Linked DNA regions of Homo sapiens: all the other regions are linked to region 3. A link is a loop called in an ENCODE intact Hi-C map of the cell type or tissue named here. Cell type or tissue: endothelial cell of umbilical vein. All regions are shown on one strand.

What was found. A loop is a pair of places that touch in the nucleus more often than their neighbours do. Peaks named below come from ENCODE experiments on the same cell type or tissue, not always from the same donor. Only the 100,000 strongest peaks of a DNase experiment are listed, where the experiment ranks them.
Region 1: it touches region 3 in a loop (8-fold over the local background); 2 of 110 quality-filtered maps call a loop at or near these places.
Region 2: a loop joins it to region 3, with 4 times the contacts of the local background. A loop is called at or near these places in 2 of 110 quality-filtered maps.

What each region holds. Positions count from the first base shown.
Region 1 is chr9:81,385,320-81,393,319 of GRCh38, reverse strand. No RefSeq gene overlaps it. Among named protein-coding and RNA genes, the nearest start is that of TLE1, 300 kb to the left of the region's middle. RefSeq lists an enhancer at 3,363-3,936. In endothelial cell of umbilical vein, no CTCF peak of the experiment used is centred here; DNase peaks (open chromatin) are centred at 2,709 and 3,639; H3K27ac peaks cover 3,198 bases.
Region 2 is chr9:81,811,539-81,819,538 of GRCh38, reverse strand. No RefSeq gene overlaps it. Among named protein-coding and RNA genes, the nearest start is that of SPATA31D4, 110 kb to the left of the region's middle. In endothelial cell of umbilical vein, no CTCF peak of the experiment used is centred here; a DNase peak (open chromatin) is centred at 4,408; H3K27ac peaks cover 1,237 bases.
Region 3 is chr9:81,756,829-81,764,828 of GRCh38, reverse strand. All of the region lies in intron 3 of TLE1-DT (TLE1 divergent transcript), which reads right to left. Among named protein-coding and RNA genes, the nearest start is that of TLE1-DT, 71 kb to the right of the region's middle. RefSeq lists an enhancer at 3,822-4,323. In endothelial cell of umbilical vein, no CTCF peak of the experiment used is centred here; a DNase peak (open chromatin) is centred at 4,948; H3K27ac peaks cover 1,770 bases.

The sequences.
Region 1 (8,000 bases), 370 kb after region 3:
TATATTGAGTCATGCTGAGGTTTGGGGTATTGTTGATCCTGTCACCCAGGTACTAAGCATAGTACCCAACAGGTAGTTTTTCAGCCCTTGCCCCCTCCTTGTTTTTTTATGGCTGTGTAGTATTCCATGGTGTTGATTCCATGTCTTTGCTATTATGAATAGTGTTTCAGTGAACATACAAGTGCTTGTGTCTTTTTGGTAGAACGATTTATTTTCCTTTGGGTATATACCCAGTAATGGGATTGCTGAGTCGAATAATAGTTCTGTTTTCAGTTCTTTGTGTCTCCCACTGTTGTTGAAGCTTATTCACTGATGATCATCTCCTATTCTATCTCTTCTCTTCACCCCATGAAAACTACAGGAACCACAGACTTTTCCGTTCATTCTCCACTAATACACAGTTCCACAATTCCTTTGTTTTGCAAAAAGATCCTTGATTTAGTCATTTGAATGTTCAAAACTAAGGAATAATCAAAACTTCCAACCTTATTCAGTGTTTGTGGAATGATAGAATTCTAAGAATGACCACCAGTGAACTTCACTTTTGTATAACTGCCTTTCCTTTGACTGAGGGTGAAATCTGTGAATATGATAAACTATCCCTCTTGTGATTAGGTTACTTTAAATGGCAAAAGGGAGATTATTCAGATGGGCCAATCTAATCACATGAGCCCTTTAAAAGCAGAGCGTTTTCTCTGGTTGGTAGCAGAAGAAGTCAGAGAGATTGTAAGCCTGGGAAGGATTTGATGAGCTATCGTTGGCTTTGAAGATGGATGGGGCCATGTGCAAGGACCCGAGAGCCATAAAGAACTGAAAGTAGTGACTGGCCAACAGCCAGCAAATGGAGAGCTCAGACCTAGAGCCACAGGGAATTGAATTCTGCCGACAACCAAATGAGCTTGGGTGTGAATTCCTTTCCAGATCCTCAAGATAAAAGCTTTGCTGGCCAACACCTTGATTTTAGCCTTGTGAGACTCTTAGCAGAGAACCCAGTAGAGCCATGCAGGACTTCTGTCCTGCAGAACTGTGAGATATTAAGTGGATGTTGTCTGAAGCTGCTAAGATTGTGGTAATTTGTTATGCAGCAGTACCAAACCAATACAGGTTTCCGTCTCCCCTTTTTCCAGCCAGGCCTTCAGTGGTGCATGGGAGCCTAATGGCTTTTCATGCTGTTTTCTCCACATTTACCTTCCCTTCCACTAGCTAGCTGCTGTCTGACTGGGGAAGGGGGCTGATTAGAGCAGGGGGAAGAAAATGTAAGGGACAGGCAGTTCTTACTTGGCTGGTGTCTTTTTCTCTCTTGGTTTGCAGAGGGTTCAAGCTGGCTCTTTAGTGGGCAATGTTGTAAGAATTTTAGAGGTTCCTTGCTGCCCTTTTCTTCTACAGCTGCCTTAGCCTGGGCTGATGCTACTTTATTGAGTGACCACTGAACAACCTGAAAAAGGTCTTATGTGGGGTTGCATTCCTGCATAGTCTACTTTTGGCCCACAAGATATACTACCACCCTGCTCTCCTTCCTTGCTGCAGTTGGTGCTGGGGCTGCAGGTAGATTCCATGCTGCAATGCACTTCTGGCTTTGCCACCCAAATAGTCAACTCATCCCTCACCTTTTAATTCTGTGGGCTGGAGTCAGAAACCTGCCCATATTCTGCTTAGACTTTCTCAGGTATGAGTCAGACAGCAGGTCTTTTCATCTCCCAGTAGCAAATCATTTCAAAGCTCTCTGGGTGAACATGTGCAGATTCCCTACGAGATGTATGGAGAGAGGGCAGCATTCCCTGCCCCTTTCCCTAAAGGACAGTGGTGTGGTGGGACCGGGCTGTAGCTTTGTATGTTTCTAGGGGCAGCATTCATGTTTCATTCTATGTATCTAACAGCCTTTGGAGCTCCAGAACACAGAACGCATAGAATACAACTGGAAAGGTGCCTCTGAGTTGTATAATGGGATTCCCCTTATGATGAGCATTCACTGTAGGGTGTAACTTTCTTCCAAAGATATCCTTCACTGATCCTCTCTGACTACTATCTCTTCCTCTTTATCTTTTCTAAGTGGGTGGCTGGCTTCAAGACTGGTGGAACAGGTTCTCCTGTATTGCCATTGTAAGTTCTGCTCATGGGAGGTTGTGTCTCCTACTAGCTTTGTTATCTTATCATATGAACCCCTTATTGACAAGTGTGATATGAAGGGCTCTGTTCTAAAATTCTGCCACACTTGTCTAACTGTCTGCGCATCTAGCTCAGGGGCCAGCTCCCTGCAGCACTCATGCCAAAGAAGGCACCGAGGGAGTGGATTTTTCTGAAAAAGCACCTGGACTGGATGTCCCAGCCGTGCTGGCCTCTCTCTCCAATGCTGGTCAATAGACTCTTCCACAAGCAAGGAGGGGTCAGAATCTTGTCATTTGTGGCACATCTCCAGAAGGCTTTGTGTTCCTGTCTCAGGCTGCAGGGGATTTTTTTTTACTGGCTATCTGTCCTCACTTAACAGTTATTTTGATTTCTGAGGTGTTCCTATTCTCTGGGTTTGTGCTGCTGCTGCTGCTGGTGTGTGTGTGTGTGTGTGTGTGTGTGTGTGTGTGTGTGTGTGTGTGTGTGTCTGGCTCTTTTTCTGTCTGTGTTTTCCCTCTGTTGAATGCTTGGATCTCAGTGATGTATTGTTCAGGAAAATCAGTCTGGCTGAGAAGCACAATCACTCTCTCCCACTTTTGCTCACTTCCTGCCTACACTTCCTTCCACTCAGGGTCTGCTTAAACTGTGCCAGGCCTAGGCTTCAGGACATGAGCTTTTGGCAAAATCTGCTGCTAGAGAACATGGGTTCAGATGGTGAGGCAGCTCTTTGCCACAGCTGCCCTCTTATGTGGGTCACCTATATTGTCAGAAACACAACGGCATCTTGTTCACAAGGCTGAATTGAAGACAGCCATTCTAAGTGATTGAGTGAGTATCAGCCTCACAGATTTTGGGTGAGTGTCTGCTTTAACCAGCCAAAAGTTTCTGTCTAGAGGAACATACCTAGTCCACTTGCCTGAAGGGCATCTGAACGCTTTTCTTTTCTTATCTGAGTCCTAAACTCTTATCTAGGTCTCCCAGTTAGATTGATAGTACTGGCCATTCTCTCTTTCTAGTCTCTATGAGAACAGGTCCAGAACCATACATTCACACTATGGTATAAATGATTGAGGGCTTAAGGTGATAGCCATACCAGGGTATTCAAAATCTTCAGTAACATGGTTTTACAATTTCTGACATCAGTCCATTGTGATAGGGGAGAACTGGAGGGAGTGTGTGTCTGTAAATGTGTGTGCATATGCATGTGTTTGTGTTTGTGAGCTCTAGCCGAGAATTACCACCTATTATTGTGCAAGTCAAGCTTTTGTTGCCTTCCCCTCTTCCCTCTAGGGCTGGTGAGTAGGTCATTGCCTTGGTGTAAATTGAAGATCCTCCCAAAGCCCGAGCAACCATGATGTCTACTCTGAGGCCTGCCAAATGCCTGTGATTTCTTCCACGAAAATTAGTCATTTGGGTCATGAGGTAAAGAAATCCTCAAATTCCAAAGCTACGTAGTCATCCACCAGTCCTCATTGTCTAGTTATGTTTTCATTCTGTAACTATCTATTAAGTACATGCTGGGTCCTTGCCATGCTGGAGGCTACGGGACACAGAAGGGCCAGACAGAGCGTAACAATCCAGTCTAGTGAGTGGATGAGGAAGTGTATAATGTTCTGATGTGGATGGGATCATTGGTAGCAAAGGGCATTGTTCCAGACAATGGGAATGGGTGGGTAAGAGGAGATTGCTGGGAGCTGAATCTTGCTAAGAGTGACAGGAAGAATATACAGAAGAATGGAGAACTACAGACCATCTCAGCTTCCTTTACAGTTCTGTCCAGGTCTTCCCTTGTATGTCTGCCTTCTAGCCTCCCCTGTGCCTTCCATCTCTCCCCCTTTTCTCTATCTCTTCTTGGCATGACTGCTTCTCTTCCTCTCTCAGCCTGTTCCTTTAAACTCTCTTCCCCGTTGTGCTCCTGATCTCTAAACTTGCTGTTTCTAGGAGGATAAAAGGGAATGGAGCTGTAATGGGACATGTCTTTCATTTTCTCCATATGTCCTGACTTTGAAAGAAGAGAAGGAAATTTGACCTTAGATGGTAGGGTTTTTTGTTTGTTTGTTTTTCCTTTCAAGTGGTTCCAAAGTTTATTGAGGAGAGTGATCATGCACTGTGGTTGAAAATAAGTAGGTGCAGAAGGTTGGTGATGGAGGTGGAGTTTATAGCCTACCTTTCCCCAGGCTGGTTCTCCAGCAAAGAATCCTTAAAGAGCATCCCAAGGCCAAAGACAGGCAATTCACACGGTGAGGTTACAGTGAACATAATGTTTAAGTTGAAGTTTCAGGAGGGAAAAGTGAAAATTGCTTCACCTGCTTAAGGCTCTTGTCCTGTTACTGTACCTTTTGCATTTCAAACTGGCCTGCAAATGAATTCCCTACACTGTCACTTGTCTTCAGCTGGAGTGTGAGAGAGGCAATGTGTAGCTTGTGGTTGCCTAAATTAATCTCCATACTCATTTTGGATGAGAAAGAACACTAGGGATTGCTTCACTTTTGGGAAACAGGCACATCTTGGCTAGCATTCTCTAGCATAGGGCCCCAGAAAAACAGCTTCTAAACTAATGTCCACTGATGAAATGAGAGACTGGGCCACTTTATTTGATAAGCCATTCTTATTGTGAGCACGACAAAATATTTCCAAGCAAAGGAAAATTAAAAATGGGGAAAACAAACACAAAATGAAACATTATACAAAGCAATATAATGTCCATGTTAATTGTCCTTCACATGGAGATCTCAAACCTTTGTACCATTTTCTTAAAAAGGAGAGGAGGTCTTGATAAATGAAACAAAATTGGCGTACGCAAGTGCTTCGGTAAATACTATGCTCAGAAAAGGCACAAACTCTCAATGCATCATAAGGCTGTAGGGAATAGTCCAATAAAAGGAAAAAAAACCTGCTCAATGAAAACACTTTACAAGTGAATATATATTCACTCTAAAAGAGAGATTTTAAACAAACTTCAACAGAGACACCATTCAGGTGATAACAAGTGGTAGCAATGGTTATATGCATCTCTTCTTGCTCCCCAAAGTGAGCCAGAATTGGAGATGATAGTGCAATGCATGAAAAATTATATGCACTTTATTCTCATTACAATCAGTGTTTCTTATTCTGTAAACACATGGGCCTCTGATGTTCCCATCCAGGTGATTCATTTGAAGATTCATTCTCTCTCACTTCAAACATTTGGTCGCTCCATGAGAAGAATCACCATCGCCCTGCTCAACCCATTTAGCACCTCTAGAAGTCACTATACGGACTTAGTGATTAATGATAATTGATTTTTTCTCGCCAGCCTAATCGTCACACTTGACTGGGGCTGATGTACACCCAGCTGTGCTTAATTAGCCCAGAGGACTTAGAAACCATATTTTAAAGACAGGCTTGTAATGGAAGAAGCCTTCTCAACGATGCAGCCTGCTGTGGTGAACCCAGACATGTGGCACACGCTGTTTTTCATTAGGTCCAAGGAGCATGTCTGGGAAATGGATGTTGTATAAAACAGACATGTGTTGTCACATTAGACTTGGGAAAACTATTGTCTTCTAGAACATAGGTTATAAAACGTGACAGCTCTATATGAATTTCTTTCTCTGTGGCATGTTCTTGACTAATTACTTGTTTCAATATAGAAGGTAGGTGTGTTATATGACATCATTCTATATAGTATGTTTGCTTTTCTATTTTTGGTGAATTTAATCTTTCTAGCATCCATCTTAAAATGTGGACTTTTTATTATCCTTGAAAATGTTCCATATCTATAAGGATGTTTTCTTTTTTTCAGGATCCAAAATGAAGAACCAACCTTCCTTCCTTCCTTCCTTGCTCTCTCCCTCCTTCCCTCCCTTTCTTTCCCTCCCTGCCTCCCTCCCTGCATTCCTTCCTCTCTCTGTCCATCCCTTCTTCCATTAGACATATCTTCTTTATAGAAAATATAAGGAAATAATAAGAAAATTATTTCTGAACTCAGCCCATTCCCTATCAGCTGAGAGGCTTAATACTGACTTCTGTTGCATGAGTGTGTACCTGCTAGGCATAGTCCCTAAACCGTGACTTATTTCACACTCACAACAGAAAGTCATCCAAAAGTCATCATAGCTTCAGTTTTAGGTAGCATCTGGCTTGAGTCAAATTGGAACCAATGACATAGGAAAGCCATGACTTTTATTAGTACTTCTCTTAACCCAGAAGGCCTCAAGGAACTTTATAGGATAAGATGCTCAATGAGTTTTCAAGGAGTGTTTACAGATATACTTGTGGATATCTCTGGAAATGGTGGAAATATTCATATGGGGAAGTCATAAAGAGACAAAGAAAAAACTTTGTTGCAAGGTTTGGTGCCATGCTATTTAGCTGTTGACTAGGGAAATGTTTGATAAAGTTGGAGCAAAGAGAAGACTAGGCAGAGCATGGAGAGTGGGATTAGCAAGTGAGTTGAGTTTTAGAAGCCTAGAAGCCTTGAAACTGATCCTCAGAGAGGTGCCTATTTTCAGTGTGAAAGGCATTATCTTGGTGCCAAAAGGAGCATTGTATTTACATAGAATGCATTGTTTAGAACTCTTTGGCCTGCCAGTGACCAAAACTCAATTTAAACATTTCAAGCTAAAAGGGGAATTTGTTAACTCACATACCTTGGAAGAAAATAAGTGCAGCTCATAGGACTGAAATTATAGTATAGTTCCCAGGGCCTCAAGAACTGAAACCAAGCACTTGACATCAGGTGCCTTTCCATCTCTTGCCACTTACTTCATTCATTTGTTCATTCATTCATTCATCCATCCATCCATCCATCTATCTGTCCATCCATCCATCCATCCATCCAGCTGGCTAACCATCTCACATTTTTATCTTTGCTTGGCTTTGTCTGCAGACTGAATTTCTCCAAATGCCAGGATTTAGTAAATGCAGTCTCATCATGCATATGGCAATCCAATGGAGGGACACTGCCTAGCCCTGTTGGGTCATCTATCAGATCCTCCCTTAACCTAGCTAGGGAAAGAGGTATTATTTGGCTAGGTGTGGGTCATGTGCCTGTATCCGTGGGTGATGTTTTGAGGTGAAGACAAACTGGTTACATTAGCACAAGAAAGGGTAGAACAATTTGCTGAGCTCACAAATATAATGTTCACCCTAGTCCCTTATAAATGTCATTGTAATATTACCACTAACAGGCCTAGTAAACTTACTTTTTTCTGAATAACTGTTTATTATGTTCAAAGCATTTTCACTTACAATTAATTAAATTTTTGTTCTCCGTGGTCTTATACAGGGGACAGTTAAACACTTAGTCTCACTTTATTGATGAAAACATCCAGGTCTAGACTGAATAATAGTACACGTATAGAAGGGCATAAAAATAACTAACACACATACATTAAAAAAACAAGAACTAGAAGATCTAGAGATAGTTCACGTTCTTCTTCTTCTGTAGTAGGAACAGAACTATCTATACACAAGTGGCTTGCTGTTTATGGGCTTGCTTCCAGCCCAGTTGTGAAGTAACCTGAGGTCTTAGGCTTGGAAGGGGAGTATTCTCAATGTTTAGATCAAATAGTGTGTCTCAAGTTTATTTTGTGGCTTCAGGTTATCTACTTTTGCTATTCTTGAAGAGTTAAAAGTTTTCCTAGCATTAACTCATTGTAAGCAAGAAGACCTGGAGAAGGCAGTGATGCTACAAAAGGTGGTAACAGGCTTCAATTTCTATACATATATTTTTTTGAGATGGGGTCTTGCTCTGTTGCCCAGGCTGGAGTGCAGTGGTACCATCTCAGCTCGCTGTAACTCTGCCTCCCTGGTTCAAGCGATTCTCCTGACTCAGCCTTGTGAGTGGCTGGGATTACAGGTGCGTGCCACCACGCCTGGCTAATGTTTGTATTTTTAGTAGAGAAGGGGTT
Region 2 (8,000 bases), 55 kb before region 3:
AGTACTCAATAAAATCTCAAAACCAAATGACATGCAAGCTGTATTTCGTGATTAGAGCGCTTCCTTATGTCAAGGAACATACATATTAACTTGTTTAAACACAGCACTGGGCTGTCACTCTGTTTGTCATAAGCAGAGGAAAGAGAATCTCGTGCTTACCAAACCCATCCAGATGATACTTCACACTTTCTATCTTCCTGGCAGACAGCATGGACACCATCCAATTAATCCTTACAGCTTCTCAGAGAAGAAGAGTTGAAGGCGAGAGAGACCACTTCCCACTTTGCAAAGCTGTACCCGACAAGCAGGGTTTGCAAATGGCTCACATGCAACAACAGAGCCGGGCTGAGAATCGAAAATGCTCATTTTTTTTTCTAGTAAGGCAGCAAGTCACCAAAATTGCAAAATGCAAACACCTTGTGTCTTTCTAGTAAGGTGAATCCTTTTTATTTTTAATCCCCAGAACTAACATTTGCATAGCGCTTCAATGACTGCAAAGGGCTCTTGGTGAATCCTCACCACTATCCTGGTCATTTATACATGATTATCCCCATTTTGTAAAAGAGAAGCCCAAGTGGTAGAAGAAGTGACCTGCTCAAGGAGCCTTATCAGAAACGAGTCAAACCAGAGCAGGATGCCTCTGTCTCAGGCCTCTGAACCAAATGGGAACTACACAAAACAACGCTGCTCCTCCCAACGCGTTGTCTCTTTTTGCACCAAAATGCCTGAGTTTGAGCAGGAATCTAAAAATGGAGAAGGGTAATTATCTCATTCTCTGACTGTCAACAGCCATGAGCTGCTGTGTGCTTCTACCTGGCAGGAGAAAGAAAGGGAGGCTGTTCTCTCATTTACACAACACAGTAGTAAGAGATGTGATTCTGTTACGAACACTTGAAGGGGCTTCTGGGCGAAAAGAAAACACCAGAGCTGGCTTCATCCGTTCTCTGGTGCTTCTTCACTTGCATGAGCTGCAGTACCTTCCGACTGGAAAGCCGTTCACTGACTTCACACAGCGACAGGGACTTCACAGGCAAACGATCAGCTGTCGCTGCCTCCATTGCCCCATCCACCTGCCCCCTACAACCACACACGTCCTTGTTCTCATGGACACTCTTGCTACTGGGGAATCCTTGCCTCCCCTAAACTGCTATGCAGACCCTGGGGTGTGGTGGAAGAGAACTCGAATTCAAATCCATATCTCATCAGACAGAGTACAGGGTGGCTTCTTGTAGTCTGCCCCTCACACTGCAGCCTGGGCGGCCAGCAGAGCCTATATAAGGTGGTGGTGTCCATTCCCCAATATCCTTCTCATCCTGATGAGAGGCCAGGCCTTTCAAGATGCAGAATGCCTGGTGTTCTGGCTTCATCCCAGAACACACATCCACACGACCTGACCCTAGCCCTCCTTCACAGATGGTTCTGTTATGGGCTGAAGTGTATCCCACAAAAACATATGCTGAAATCCTCAACCCCCAGTACCTCAGAATGTATTTGGAGAAAGTCCCTTTAAAGAGGCCACTGAGGCAAAATGAGATCACATAGGTGGGCCTAATTCAAACCGACTGCTGTCCTTATAAGAAGAGATTAGGACACCAGGGATGTGAGGGAAGACCACGTGGGGACACAGCGAGAAGGTGGCCATCTAGAAGCCCAGGCCCTGAGGCCTCAGAGAACCAATCCTGCCAACACCTTGCTCTCTGACTTCTAGCTTCCAGAACTGTGAGGAAATACATTTCTATTTTCTTTTCTTTTTTTTTTTTTTTGGAGAGATCGAATCTTGCTCTGGCACCAGGCTGGAGTGCAGTGGCACGATCTTGGCTCACTGTGACCCCCCCGCCTCCCAGTTTCAAGCAATTCTCCTGCCTCAGCCTCCTGAGTAGCTGGGATTACAGACGCGTGCCACCATGCCAAGCCAATTTCTTTTTTTGTATTTCAGTAGAGACTGGGTTTTACCGTGTTGCCCAGGCTGGTCTCGAACTCCTGAGCTCAGGCAATCCACCCACCTCGGCCTCCCAGAGTGCTAGGGTTACAGGCGTGAGCCGCTGCACCCAGCCTCTTTTTTTTCTTTTTTAATTTTTTTTTTTTTGAGACAGAGTCTCTGTTGCCCAGGCTGAAGTGCAGTGGCACAATCTCGGCTCACTGCAACCTCCACCTCCTGGATTCAAGCAATTCTCTTGCCTCGGCCTCCCGAGTAGCTGGGAATACAGGCGTGCGCCACCACTCTGACTAAATTTTTTGTATTTTTAGTAGAGAGGGAGTTTCACTATGTTGGTCAGGCTGGTCTCGAACTCCTGACCTCAAGTCATCCACCCACCTCGGCCTCCCAAAGTGCTGGAATTACAGGCGTGAGCCACCACTCCCGGCCTTACGTTTCTGTTTTCTAAGCAATCCCATCTGTGGTCTTTTGTTACAGGCAACCAAAGAAAAATAATACAACTTCTCATTCCCCTCATTTCATGCATACTGATTACTCTGCCCACGTGCACATCCCTGGACTATTGGCCTGGCAAACACTTCTTGATCTCCAATATTCAACTCCAATGCCTGGTCTCCTCCATGAGGCCTTCGCAGCTAACCATGGGCATCAAACATATCACGTGTGATTACATGACACCATGACATCTCCTGCACTTAGCTGATGGCCTATGCCTTCACAGACTGTGAGTTCCAGGGAACAGGGACATCTCTGACTCAGTCCTGAGGCTTAGCCTAATGCTCATCAGAGAGAAGATGATTAATATTTGATGAGGGAAGAATGGAAGGAAACAACAACAACAATAATAATAATAAGACTTACTCCATCTTTGTTATGTGCCAGACGCTGTTCTAACTGTGAGAATTAGTATATTTGTATTATTATTATCTTCTCAATCACCGTATGAAGTAGATAATATTGTTATCCTCATTTTACTGCTGAGGGCGGACATACTAAGATAAGAAACTTGCCCAAGGTCATGTAGAACCAGGGATTTAAAACCAGGCCTTTGGCTTCAAGAGTCTACATTCTTTTTTTTTTTTTTTTTTTTGAGATGAAATCTTGCTCTGTTGCCCAGGTTGGAGTGCAATGGTGCGATCTCGGCTCACTGCAGCCTCCTCCTCCCAGGTTCAAGCGATTCTCCTGCCTCAGCCTCCTGAGTAGCTGGGACTACAGTCGCGCGCTGCCACACCTGGCTAATTTTTGTATTTTTAGTAGAGATGGGGTTTCACCATGTTGGCCAGGATGGTCTTGATCTCCTGACCTCGTGATCCGCCTGCCTTGGCCTCCCAAAGTGCTGGGATTATAGGCGTGAGCCACTGCGCCTGGCCAGAGTCTACATTCTTAATAATATGTGTTTGGAGGGGAAAGGAAAGAAGAAAAGCAAGAAGACAAGAAGGGAACAAAAGAAGGGAAGAAATCACCAACTGTATAAACTCAAGATACTTAAATTCTTTGAAACTCAGTCTCTTCATCTGCTTATCTTAAGAGAGGCTCAAGTGAGATAATGTACCTGAAGGCATTTTAATTGCAGAGTACTGCAGCCTCTATTTTCAGTGGCCAGAAATCAGTCAAGTAATCACAGGCCTGTGACTTGAAGGCTGAATTAGCAGTGGGTGGTGGGCACATTTTGCATAGTGGGTAATCCTGAGGAGATAAATTTCAAAAAAGTGAAGAATGGGGTAGACAAGGATAAGAGTTGCAAAAAAGGCCCAGCGCAGTGGCTCAAGCCTGTAATCCCAGCACCCTGGGAGGCCGAGGTGGGCGGATCACAAGGTCAAGAGATCGAGATCATCCTGGCCAACATGGTGAAACCCTGTCTCTAGTAAAAATACAAATATTAGCTGGGCGTGGTGGTGCGTGCCTGTAGTCCCAGCTACTCAGGAGGCTGAGGCAGGAGAATCGCTTGAACCTGGGAGGCAGAGGTTGCAGTGAGCCGAGATCGTGCCACTGCACTCCAGCCTGGTGACAGAGCAAGACTCTGTCTCAAAAAAAACAAAAAGTTACAAAAAAATGCTCTTTTGCCTCCCACTAAGGAATGGAAGTAGTGCCACCTTTTTTCAGTAATCCAATGGCACCACTCCTGTTACAATACATGTGAATTCTGCCTCTGGGATTGTGCATTCCAACTGCCCTGACCAGGAGAAGCTTTGAGGATGCCCTACATGTGTGTTGCCGTTGGTTTAGAAACCACAGACTGATTACAGCATTTAGAGAATGCTATCAATCAATGTCATATTCAAATTTCATTTTACTAATGCAGCTTATTGGACCTAATAGTTAGAGCTGGAGTCCCAGTGTTACCTGTGGGTAGGATTTCCTGTTCTGTTTTCAGCCTGGACTTTCCTGTTGTTCTTTGGTTTTGGTTTGTTTAATAAAGCACCACTTTGTTCTTTTGGTTCTTTGGTTTCCTGTTATTCTTTGCTTTTGGTGTTTTCAATGAAACACCACTATATCTCTTTGTTCTTCGATTCAGAAATGCATTGAGCATGAAACAATGACTTAATGGGGCTTGGTAAAGAGACATGTCTCATTGTTTCACACCTGCAAAGACTCCTCTTCCTTGAAGGTTTTCAGATGACCTACTTACTTAGGCTGGGAGCAGAATGGTTAAAGCACTCGGAGGAAATCAACTGCAAATAGAAAGGCTATGTTTAACATAATCCTCTCCAGAAGCCTCTCTCTTCTCCAGGCACTGTAATCAACCCTGTAGTGTCAGGCAAGGTTCTTGATTATCTCCCTGTAGCATTATGTCTCACCACATAGCTGATAATAAACTGATGGATTATCAAACAAGATTACAGCTTTAGCAAATAAAATCATGTTTTGTGTTAAGAGAGAAAATGCTTACTATCCCTATCTGCCTGGCTAAATATTTACATATCACAGACTTTCTAGGGTCCCTGTTCTTTCAAATCTGATTTTAAAAAAACAACACAGAGGTTAAGTTAACAAAGAGGGAACACACTGTGCTTTTAACACTAAGCTAAATGCTCTTCTGGGAGAAAACAGGTACTGCCTAAAAGGGAGAACTAAGTCAATTCAAGGCCTCAGGTACCAGGGAGATCAATGGGTGCATGTGACAAATGACAGAGCTGGCTGTGCTTGGAGGGATTCAAATGCCTACTTTTAAAGGGAACATAGGTGAAAGATAAAAAGAAACCCAAAGAGCATGCATGCAGCTGTGGCTGTGTGTGTGTGTGTGTGTGTGTGTGACTGTATGTGCACAAGAAGAGGAGAAAGGGGCTTGTATGAAGTCTCATGCTGATCTGATGTTTTATGCCTTTCGAAAACTCTTTCTTCTTTATCACCTACACCCACCTCCCCAATTTTCCCCATCCTCTCCATTTGACAGCTGACACAAAGTGAAGCCTAGAAGAGACTTGCAAAAGGTTCCAGAAGGCAGGCGTCAAACCTCAGTCTTCTGACTCCTAGTGCATCCCATTTTCTGTGTCACTTCTCTGCTCAAACTCAAGGATGCAGAGGGAAAGAATAGCAGAGAGGTGTTTTTTCAGAAGTTGCATGTATTCAAATTGTCAGGATCTGTAGTTAAATTAGTATTTGGTTTAAGACTGGGCAGCAGCCAGGCGCATGGGCTCATGCCTGTAATCCCAACACTTTGGGAGGCCAAGGCAGACGGATCACATGAGACCAGGAGCTCTAGAGCAGCCTGGCCAACATGGTGAAACCCATCTCTACTAAAAATACAAAAATTAGCTGGGCATGGTGGTACACGCCTGTAATCCCAACTACTCGGGAGGCTGAAGCAGGAGAATTGTTTGAACCTGGGAGGCAGAGGCTGCAGCAAGCCAAGATGGTGCCACTGCACTCCAGCCTGTGTGACAGAGGGACAATCTGTCTCAAAAAAAAAAAAAAAAAAAAAAAAAAAAAAGAGACTATGGGCAGAAAAGGATGTAACTGAAAATATCAAATGGGCATGTAAAATACCTGTCTTTTAAAAGAGAGAGAGAAATAGGTTTGTACACTGGTCAGTTTAAATTTGTTTCTATCCCAGGGAAGAATACAAACCACGAATAGCCACCAACATGGCTAGTTGCAGAGAAAGTTATTTCAAATAATTTGACTTTCTTCTGTGAAAAATAGATCTTGTAAACAGAAGGGCAAAGATTCCAAATGTGATCCCTTACATGTGAAATTCACAGAAGCTCTTGGTCCCAGTGACTTTTTCCTCTGCCACACACAAAATAGCACTGGCCTAGCCACCATCACCAAGGAATCTCTGTTCAGTACACTAGGGAGATGCACAAAAGTACCGGAGGAAGATGCTCTATGCCTCTTCCTAGGCTTTGTCACGGGGCATGTGATCTTTCAGGCAAATCAACCAAAGTAATGCTGGAATGAGAACATGCCCACTCTCAGCCACTGAGCCTGAGGATAGTGTTTAATGCACAAATTGAGCACCCAATAAATATTATTGAGTGAAAAAAATAGCATAACACATAATAAAAATACAGTGTTTCTCTTTTGTAATGGAACATCATCTACAAAATATATCCAATATAAACTGGTGGATTCATGACTTTTCCCCTTTATAATTAGAAATATGAAAGGAGATAGAGGCTTTTCAAAATACAACAAAGAATGCATTTCAAATTATTCACAAGTTTATATTAACATCAGCGATGAAAGTACATCTTCCCTCCGCAACAATCCTTTTTTCCCTACTCCACAGGATAATCGATTTACAGTGTGGCATGTAATATGTAGTTTAGTTTTGGTTAACATATAACATAGATCAGGTCAAACTTTAGACCAGGCACGGTGGCTCACTTCTGTAATCCCAGCACTTTGGGAGGCTGAGGCAGGTGGATCACCTGATGTCAGGAGTTCGAGACCAGCCTGAACAACATAGTGAAACCTGTCTCCACCAAAAATACAAAAATTAGCTGGGCATAGTGGCAGGCACCTGTAACCCCAGCTAGTTGGGAGGCTGAGGCAAGAGAATCGCTTGAACTCAGGAAGCGGAGGTTGCAGTGAGCCAAGACTGTGCCATCACACTCCAGCCTAGACAACAAGAGTGAAACTCTGTCTAAAAACAACAACAACAACAACAAAACCTTTACACAGGTTTTGCCACTTTATTTTTTCCTCTAATATTATGTGTATAGATGCTCCATAAATTATTATGAATTCTTCTAACCTCAGGACACGGAGGTTATTTCCAATTTGGGGCTATCATGGGCAACAATGCCATAAATATTCGTGTGTGTATTACTTTGTTGAAAGTAATCCTGAGTTGAAAGAAATATCCAGCTTTAATTTTAATAGGTACTGCTATTAAGACTGTTTATAGGCTGGGCGCAGTGGCTCACGCCTGTAATCCCAGCACTTTGGGAGGCCAAGGCAGGCAGATCACAAGGTCAGGAGTTTGAGACCAGCCTGGCCAACATGGTGAAACACCATCTCTACTAAAAAAAATACAAAAAAATTAGTTGGGCGTGGTAGTGGGAGCCTGTAATCCCAGCATTTTGGGAGGCTGAGGTGGGCAGATGACTTGAGGTCCAGAGTTCGAGACCAGCCTGGCCAACATAACAAAACCCTATCTCTACTAGAAATACAAAAATTAGCCAGGTGTGGTAGTGCACACCTGTAATCCCAGCTACTTGGGAATCTGAGGCAAGAGGATCGCTTGAATCCAGGAGGCAGAGATTGCAGTGAGCTGAGATTGCATCATTGCACTCCAGCCTGGGTGACAGCGTGAGATCCTGTCTCAGAAAAAAAAAAACAAAAAAAAACAAAAAACTTTTGTTTCTCTTCAGATCAATAACTCTTTCAATTTTACCAAGTTAATAAAGTTTTATTCTCTATGTTAGAAGTTATTTTATTATGATTACTTTAAATCACAAATGGGTGTTGATATATATCAACTGCTTTTAGCACTATCAGGATGAACAAATGATTTTTCTCTAACTTTTTTTTTTTTTTGAGATGGAGTCTCTCTCTGTCGCCCAGGCTGGAGTGCAGTGACACGATCTTGGTTCACTGCAACCTCTGCCTCCCGGGT
Region 3 (8,000 bases):
CTGTTCACCTGGTTGAAGGGATCACCTGGTTGAAGAGCAAAGACAATAGAGATAGGACCTCTTGGCAGTGTCAGGAGACATAAGGTGCATCTTTCGTTGTTGTTTTATTGACAGATGCATTGTTACAAAATTCAAAAGGTACAGATGTGAAGAGTAAGTCTTTCTTCATCCCAATTTCTAAGCCATCCCCTTTCTGGAGACTACAAATATTACTTGTTTCTTATATTTACTTCTGTTCTCTTCTAATGGAAAAAACAGAATCATCTTACAGACTAACATTTTTTAGTTTTCTCAATAATGCGAAGAATGAAAGAACCAACAACCCTTCCTTAGGAGGCACGCTTTAGACTATTATCTGCTCTCGGGCGTGTGCTACAGAATTAATGGATTTCTGTACTTTCATTTAAATGGGGAAGCAATAGAATTGGGAATTGAAATTTTTTTTTCTTGCTATGGGAATTGAAATGTTTTTATCCAAACAATTATCCTTAGTTGAGGTCTTTTCCACTGAAATATTACTAATCACTAAATGGAGTAGACAATTTTTTTCTCTTTTTTTGAGACGGAGATTCGTTCTTGTTGCCCAGGTTTGAGTGCTATGGCACGGTCTTGGCTCACTGCAACCTCCAGTTCCCGGGTTCAAGTGATTCTCCTGCCTCAGCCTCCCAAGTAGCTGGGATTACAGGTACCCACCACTATGGCTGGCTAATTTTTTTGTATTTTTAGTAGAGACGGGGTTTCACCATGTTGGCCAGGCTGGTCTTGAACTCCTGACCTTGGGTGATCCGCCCGCCTCAGCCTCCCAAAGTGCTGGGATTACAGGCATGAGCCACTGCACCCGGCTGGAGTAGTCAAATCTTTAGACTTACGTATCACTGGCCATGTAAGTAGCATTAAATGCCCAAGTCCATCCTTTTACATGGTGTAAGTGTTAGGTATTATTCTGTCTATGTCTGAGACGGAAATTTTCAATACAAAATGCCTTGACCAGTCAGGCACGGTGGCTCACACCTATAATCCCAGCACTTTGGGAGGCCAAGGTGGGAGGGTCATTTGAGCCCAGGAGTTTGAGACCAGCCTGGGCAACACAGGGAGACCCCATCTCTACAAAATATAAAAAATAAAAAACAAACAAAAAAACCCCAAAATGCTTTGACCAAGGCTGAAAGGTCATGAAGGGAACACTTTTAGGCATATGATTATTGATTTTTATTTATATTCCATTCCAGTCTCCACAGCCCCAACCCCTTGCTTGTATCTCTCTGGGCCTAGCAAAGCCTCAGCAGACCCTACAAAAGAGAAGTGGAGCCAGAAACCAAAAGATTCTCAGGGCCCATATGCCCTGACCCTTCCTGCCCCCTCTTCCCCACCTTTGGCCACCCGAGTAGCTGGAGAAGAGGCTCTAAAAGAACCCTCAATTGGTTCTGGCCCCTTTTATCATCACAAGAATGCGGGCCTGAAAAAAAAAATGTCTGTTAAAGGTACATTTTAAAAATTGGTAAAAATCAGGCCAGGCGCAGTGGCTCACGCCTGTAATCCCAGCACTTTGGGAAGCTGAGGCAGGTGGATCACCTGAGGTCAGGAGTTTGAGACCAGCCTGGCCAACGTGGCAAAACCCGTCTCTATTAAGAACACAAAAATTAGCCAGGTGTGGTGGTGGGTGCCTATAGTCCCAGCTATTCAGGAGGTTGAGGCAGGAGAGTAGCTTGAACCCAGGTGCCAGAGGTTGCAGTGAGCCGAGATCGTGCCACTTCACTCCAGGCTGGGCAAAAGAGTGAAACTCCGTTTCAAAAAACTAAATAAATTGGTCAAAATCTTTCAGATTTTGCTGTTTGAATGGCATGTGTGTGTGTGTGTGTGTGTGTGTGCGTGTGTGACAGGGTCTTGCTCTGTTGCCCAGGCTGGAGTGAGGTAGCCCAATCTTGGCTCATTGCAACCTCTGCCTCCTGGGTTCAAGCGATTCTCATGCCTCAGCCTCCCCAGTAGCTGGAACCACAGGCGCTTACCACCACACTCGGCTAATTTTTGTATTTTTAGTAGAGACAGCATTTCACTATGTTGGGCACGCTGGTCTTGAACTCCTGGGCTCAAGCAGTCCGCCTGCCTCGGCCTCCCAAAGTGCTGGGATTACAGGCCTTGAACCACAATGCCTGACCTTGAATGGCACATTTTTATAGACTGTTGTTGTTGTTGTTGTTTCGAGACAGAGTTTCACTCTTGTTACCCAGGCTGGAGTGCAATGGCACGACCTCGGCTCACTGCAACCTCCGCCTCCTGGGTTCAAGCAATTCTCCTGCCTCAGCCTCCCGAGTAACTGGGATTACAGGCGTGTGCCACCACACCCAACTAATTTTTGTATTTTTAGTAGAGACAGGGTTTCACTGTGTTGGCCAGGCTGGTCTTAAACTCCTGACCTCAGGTGATCCGCCCCCCTTGGCCTCCCAAAATACTGGGATTAGAGGCATGAGCCACCGCGCCTGGCCATTGTTGCTGTTGAGACGGAGTTTCACTCTGTCGCCCAGGCTGGAGTGCAGTGGCGCGATCTCGGCTCACTGCACACTCTGCCTCCTGGGTTCACGCCATTCTCCTGCCTCAGCCTCCCGAGTAGCTGGGACTACAGGTGCCCGCCACCACACCCAGCTAATGTTTTTGTATTTTTAGTAGAGACGGGGTTTCACCGAGTTAGCCAGGATGGTCTCCATCTCCTGACCTCGTGATCCGCCTGCCTCAGCCTCCCAGAGTGCTGGGATTACAGGTGTGAGCCACTGCGCCCGGCCTTTTATAGGCTTTTTACAAAATTAATTTAGCAATATGAATAAGGAATCTCAAAAATGCCCATTCAAGGGACTGGCCTAGGAATACCACTTCTTTGAATATATCTTAAAGAAATAACCCAAACATGGAAAAGTTTCAAGCACAAAGATGTTTATCACAGTGTTATTTACAATAGCAAATAATTGTCATATGCTGAAAAGGTAAAGTAATGGCAATACAATAATTTGAACTAATATTACTAAGATTATATGTTAATTTATAACAAAGCTGATGTCAGAATTAATACAAAACAAAAAGATAAATACATAGAAAGTACAGCATAGAAACTGGGATGAAGAAAAACTTACTATTCACTTCTGTACCTTTTGTATTTTGTAACAAGGACACAGTATAAGATTAGAAGAAAATATAAACAAAAAGTCCCCTGGGTCATTAGGCAATGGGTAAACTTCTGCCTTTACTGCATCAAATACATAAATACATTAAATAGTGTGTTTGAGGATAAGTCATGTGGGAAAAATGAAGCAGAGAAAGAGGGGGGAAGCACTGGAGGGGTGGGGTTCAAAATTTTTGTTTGTTTGTTTGTTTGAGACAGAGTTTCGCTCTTGTTGCCCAGGCTGGAATGCAATGGCACGATCTCGGCTTACCGCAAACTCCGCCTCCTGAGTTCAAGCGATTCTTTTGCCTCAGCCTCCCACATAGCTGGGGTTACAGACATGCGCCACCACGCCCAGCTAATTTTGTATTTTTAGTAGAGACAGGGTTTCTCCATGTTGGTCAGGCTGGTCTCAAACTCCCGACCTCAGGTGATCCGCCCACTTCAGCCTCCCAAAGTGCCGGGATTACAGGCGTGAGCCATCGTGCCCAGCCTAGGGTTTACAGTTTTATACAGAGTGGTCAGGAAGGCATCACTGCCAACATGAGATTTGAGAGAAGACTTGAGCCAAGGGAGGCAGGCAGCCACTGGGCATCTGGGGAAAAGCTTCCCAAGCAGTGGGAAAGGAAGTGCAAAGGTCCCGAGGCAGGAGTAGGCCTGGTGTGTTCCAGGAGCAAGGAGGGGTCAGTGGGGCTGCAGTGGTGGGAGCACAGTGGGAGCCGTGGAGACGCTGGAGCGGCACAGGGGCTAGTGCAGGGCCTGCTGGTAAGGGGGCCTTTGGCAGTCACTCTGAGAGGGAGGGGAGCCATTTAGCAGGTGGGAAGAAGAGGAGTCACAGGATCAGGCTCAGGCTTGAGCAGCCTCCCTCTGGTTGTAGGTTGAGAATGGACAGAGGGGTTGGCAGGAGCTGGGAGCTGTGGCTGTCATCTAGGCAGCTGAGAAATGGTGACTAGACCAGGCACTAAGAATAGAGGGAGTAAAAGCAACTGGACTCGATATATTTTGAAGGTAGGGCCTCTGGTGCTGTTAACAAGTCACCAACATAAATTGCATAAAACTCAAACATGGGCCGGTGCAGTGGCTCATGCCTGCACTCCCAGCACTTTGGGAGGCCAAGGCGGGTGGATCACCTGAGGTCAGGGATTCACGACCAGCCTGGCCAACGTGGTGAAACCCCATCCCTACTAAAACTACAAAAAATTAGGCATGATGGCAGGCGCCTGTAATCTCAGCTACTTGGAGGCTGGGGCAGGAGAATCGCTTGAACCTGGTAGGCGGAGGCTACAGTGAGCCAAGATCGCGCCATTGCACTCCAGCCTGGGCAACAAGAGCGAAACTCTGTCAAAAAAAAAAAAAAAAAGAAAAAAGAACAAAACAAAACAAAACAAAAACCCTCAAATATACTTTCCTCTTTCCTAAAACTTCTTTGGAAACTTAGCCTATGATGGAGTGCTGATGGAATAATGTGTGACCGTCTTTAAGGGAAAGACATTCTCATGGACCTCTGATGTCATCCCTAAGTGATTTTTATTAAAATGTTATTTTTAATATATGTAAACTTAAAACTAGATACAAAGAATGTTTTCATATAGACTTCATGCCACAATAAAACCAAAACAAACTTATAGGTGAACAAATGTAGGAAAGTCATACGATTCAAATGAATACTTTTAATTTAATGGAACAAATACAGAATGGTCACTCCCCTCAACGGCATGAAAGTGGTGCTCCCTGCCCAGGCTCTCCTGAGTTCAGCCTGCTGGCCTCATGCTTTGCAGTGACTCAATGCTTCCACTGCTTGTCTCTATTTACGTTATGCAGAACCTTCCTTTGTACATCCTGTGATGAGGTCATCGGACCTTCACTTGGTGAGAACACAACATTCACATGTCTGTGTGTTTTGTTTTTTTAAAAATTATTTACAATGATTTTTCAATGACAAAGAAACTGTCACTCCCTGTCACCAAGAAAATCTTAAACACAGATAAAAATGCAGGCCCTGAAAGTATGTGGAAGCTCTCCGTTAAGTTGATCATCCAAATGAACCAAAATATGTTGATCTTCACTGATTATTAGCATCAAAATGAAAATACAAAATTGAATTCTCACAGAGAACTCAAGGCCCCTTCAGAATACGACTGAAGACTTTCAAGGATCTTCAGACTTTAATTTGAGAAATATAAATGAAGTGAAAAAGGTCCTTGATTAAAAGTCAAAAAAATCTGGCTAAAAATCGCAGCCCTGACATTTGTAGCGAGTGGGCCTGGGATGTTTACCTCATAGATCTGTTAGAAAGATTAACTATGATCTGATAAAAATTATTTCTGAAATCATCTTATAACATGTTAGAAGATGCCTTGGCCAAGTATCCTGGAAAACAGTATGAGAGTAAGTGATACGTGCGTGACAGTGGGCGCTGCTGTCCCAGGGAAGCAGAGGAAAGAAAAGGGGAAAGGCCTATTGTTCAGTCATCATTATGGATAAGAATATTCCAACCTTCCCTTGCCCCCATTAGGGGGTTCAGATTTTGAATACAATTAGAAAAATACTAGTTCGCAATTTTGCATTTAAATTACATACAGAATTATTCTGTTTTTAAAATAAAGCCAACCCTCACCCCAAATTTTTATTATAAATAGAAAACATAAAATCTTTTATTCCTAGAAGCCATTTTGGGATTTTATTGTAGTATAGTCTCACGCCCTGATTACGGTCATGTGTACATGAAGTATATTTGCTGAAACTCGTTGCCTGATTTGAAATTCAAAACTTTAGAAATGCAAACATGCAAACATGATTGCAAATATGCAAAGTACAAGGTCTTATACGAATGGCCCTAATCAAGGCAAAGTCCTTTAAAATAAATACATAAAACAGAGTTTAGAATAGGCTAAGAAGCAGTAACACATGCAAAGTAGCTAATTGCTCTTGGTTCACCATGAATATTAATCTTATTTAACCTGTAAAAGATAACTACAGGGAAAATACCAAAAGGCCTGCTCCATGTCCCATCATTTTTTCCACCCAGCCATTTTGCAGTTTTCACTTCTCAATTTCAGGCTCTGTGCCTATTCTTAGACATTCAATAATACCCAGTATAAGCCACTGCATGTTAGGCATGAATTAATTAACAATAATATCCAGGTTGCTGGCAACATACTACCCGCAAGTAGGGTCAAGCAAGATGGGTGGTGGAGAGAAGGTGTGTTCTGTGGTCTTATGTCAGATACCACTGAGTTGAGTAAATGGACATTTGGTGCATTTCATGCTGCCTATGGGTCTTTGGACATTTTACCCACCATCACAGCCCTTGCAGAGATAGCCACCCATGCAGAAAGAGATAGGACCCTTTGAGAGCGTGCTGACTGACTCATCCAGGTAAGGAGGCCACAGTGAGCACAGCCCGTCCAGTGAGCTAGCAGAGGCAAGTCTCCAACATGACAGTCCTCCAGTAAAGGGTGGACATCTCAGCTCAGACCAAATCAAGCAAGAAAAAAACAACAGTGAGCATGCCAAAGAGAATCCAATCCAAGTAAGCCTAGAAAACCCCCTTAGCTGCGTCAATCCGCAGTGGTCACTGCTTCCTTAGGGAGGAGAAACTGAGGTGAATATAAGAACTCATTGAAGTCCCGTGCGCTATGGTACATATAAATATGAGTGTAACTGCTGTGTATTTAGTTTGCTTTAGAGTGTGGGTCCAGCCATTCTCAATATCTTCTGTCATCTTTGGAGTTTCGAGTTAAAAACAAACAAATGAAAGAATCTTATAGTTTTTGCCATATAGATGCATCTGATTAGGTTTTTGATTTCTGACTTTTACCAAGACTCTGATTATTACCAAGATGGCAAAAATCCCTAAGAAACATTTCTCAAGTCCATATGCAAGTATGTTATGTATGTTTAGTAAATGACTGCTGCTTGCTTTGATTAGAACCCATCCTTCCTTCCAAGAAAGCAGCTCCCTGTTTGGAATTGCTCCTTTCCGCCCTCTAAACATGTGGTTCAGGGGATGCGGGGAGTGTGGCCATGTTCTTACATGACCCCACCTCCACTAACTAGAGTTGCCTGGACCTGGCTGGGGCCCCTGCCTGAAGCCAGCACAGTCAGAGCCTTCCCCAAGACTTTTCTATCTAGAATTAAGAAACAAAATCAGGTTCTCGTTGGTGTTTTAACCCACAGTATGTAAGACTCAGATCTACAATGAGAGAGAAAGCCCTGGATACCAGGAGGGATAGAGCTGCAGACAGAGAGAGAAGGAATCCAGGGAGCACTTGGAGTCCTGGTTCCAGTTTTATTTCATTTTATTGTTAAATTTCTGGCTAGTTCCTTGTCTTTCTCATAGATTGACCTCTTAACCCCGCCTTCAGTTACTTAAAATATCCCAATATTTTCCCAATAAATTCCTCCTTTATTCTTAAACAAATTCAATTTGGGTTTCAGTTGCCAGCAACCCAGGGGATCCTGAATAATAAAACAATATGTAGTTATTGTCTCACTCCTCAAAGGATAAACATGAAAATGTACAACTGCTAAAGGACTAGGTGGTGATTCCAGCTACAACTTTATTTTAGCTAACATGGATAGGTGGCTTACCACAAGTTTAGCCTCAAGGGTTAGGCTGATATCAAAGCAAAAAAAAAAAAAAAACACTCGATTTCCACATTGTTGGATTTCCACACTAATGAAAGGGCAATCGCTGTAGGAGATAGTGGGAAACAGTAAGGATTTTCAAAGAGGGCTTCTTTCTTTCATTTTTTTTTATTATTATATTTTTAAAAATGCTCTGCTTCTGAACCCTTTGCTCCACAGGCAGTACAGCTGGGGAAGCCATGGGCGATCTCCCCCTCAC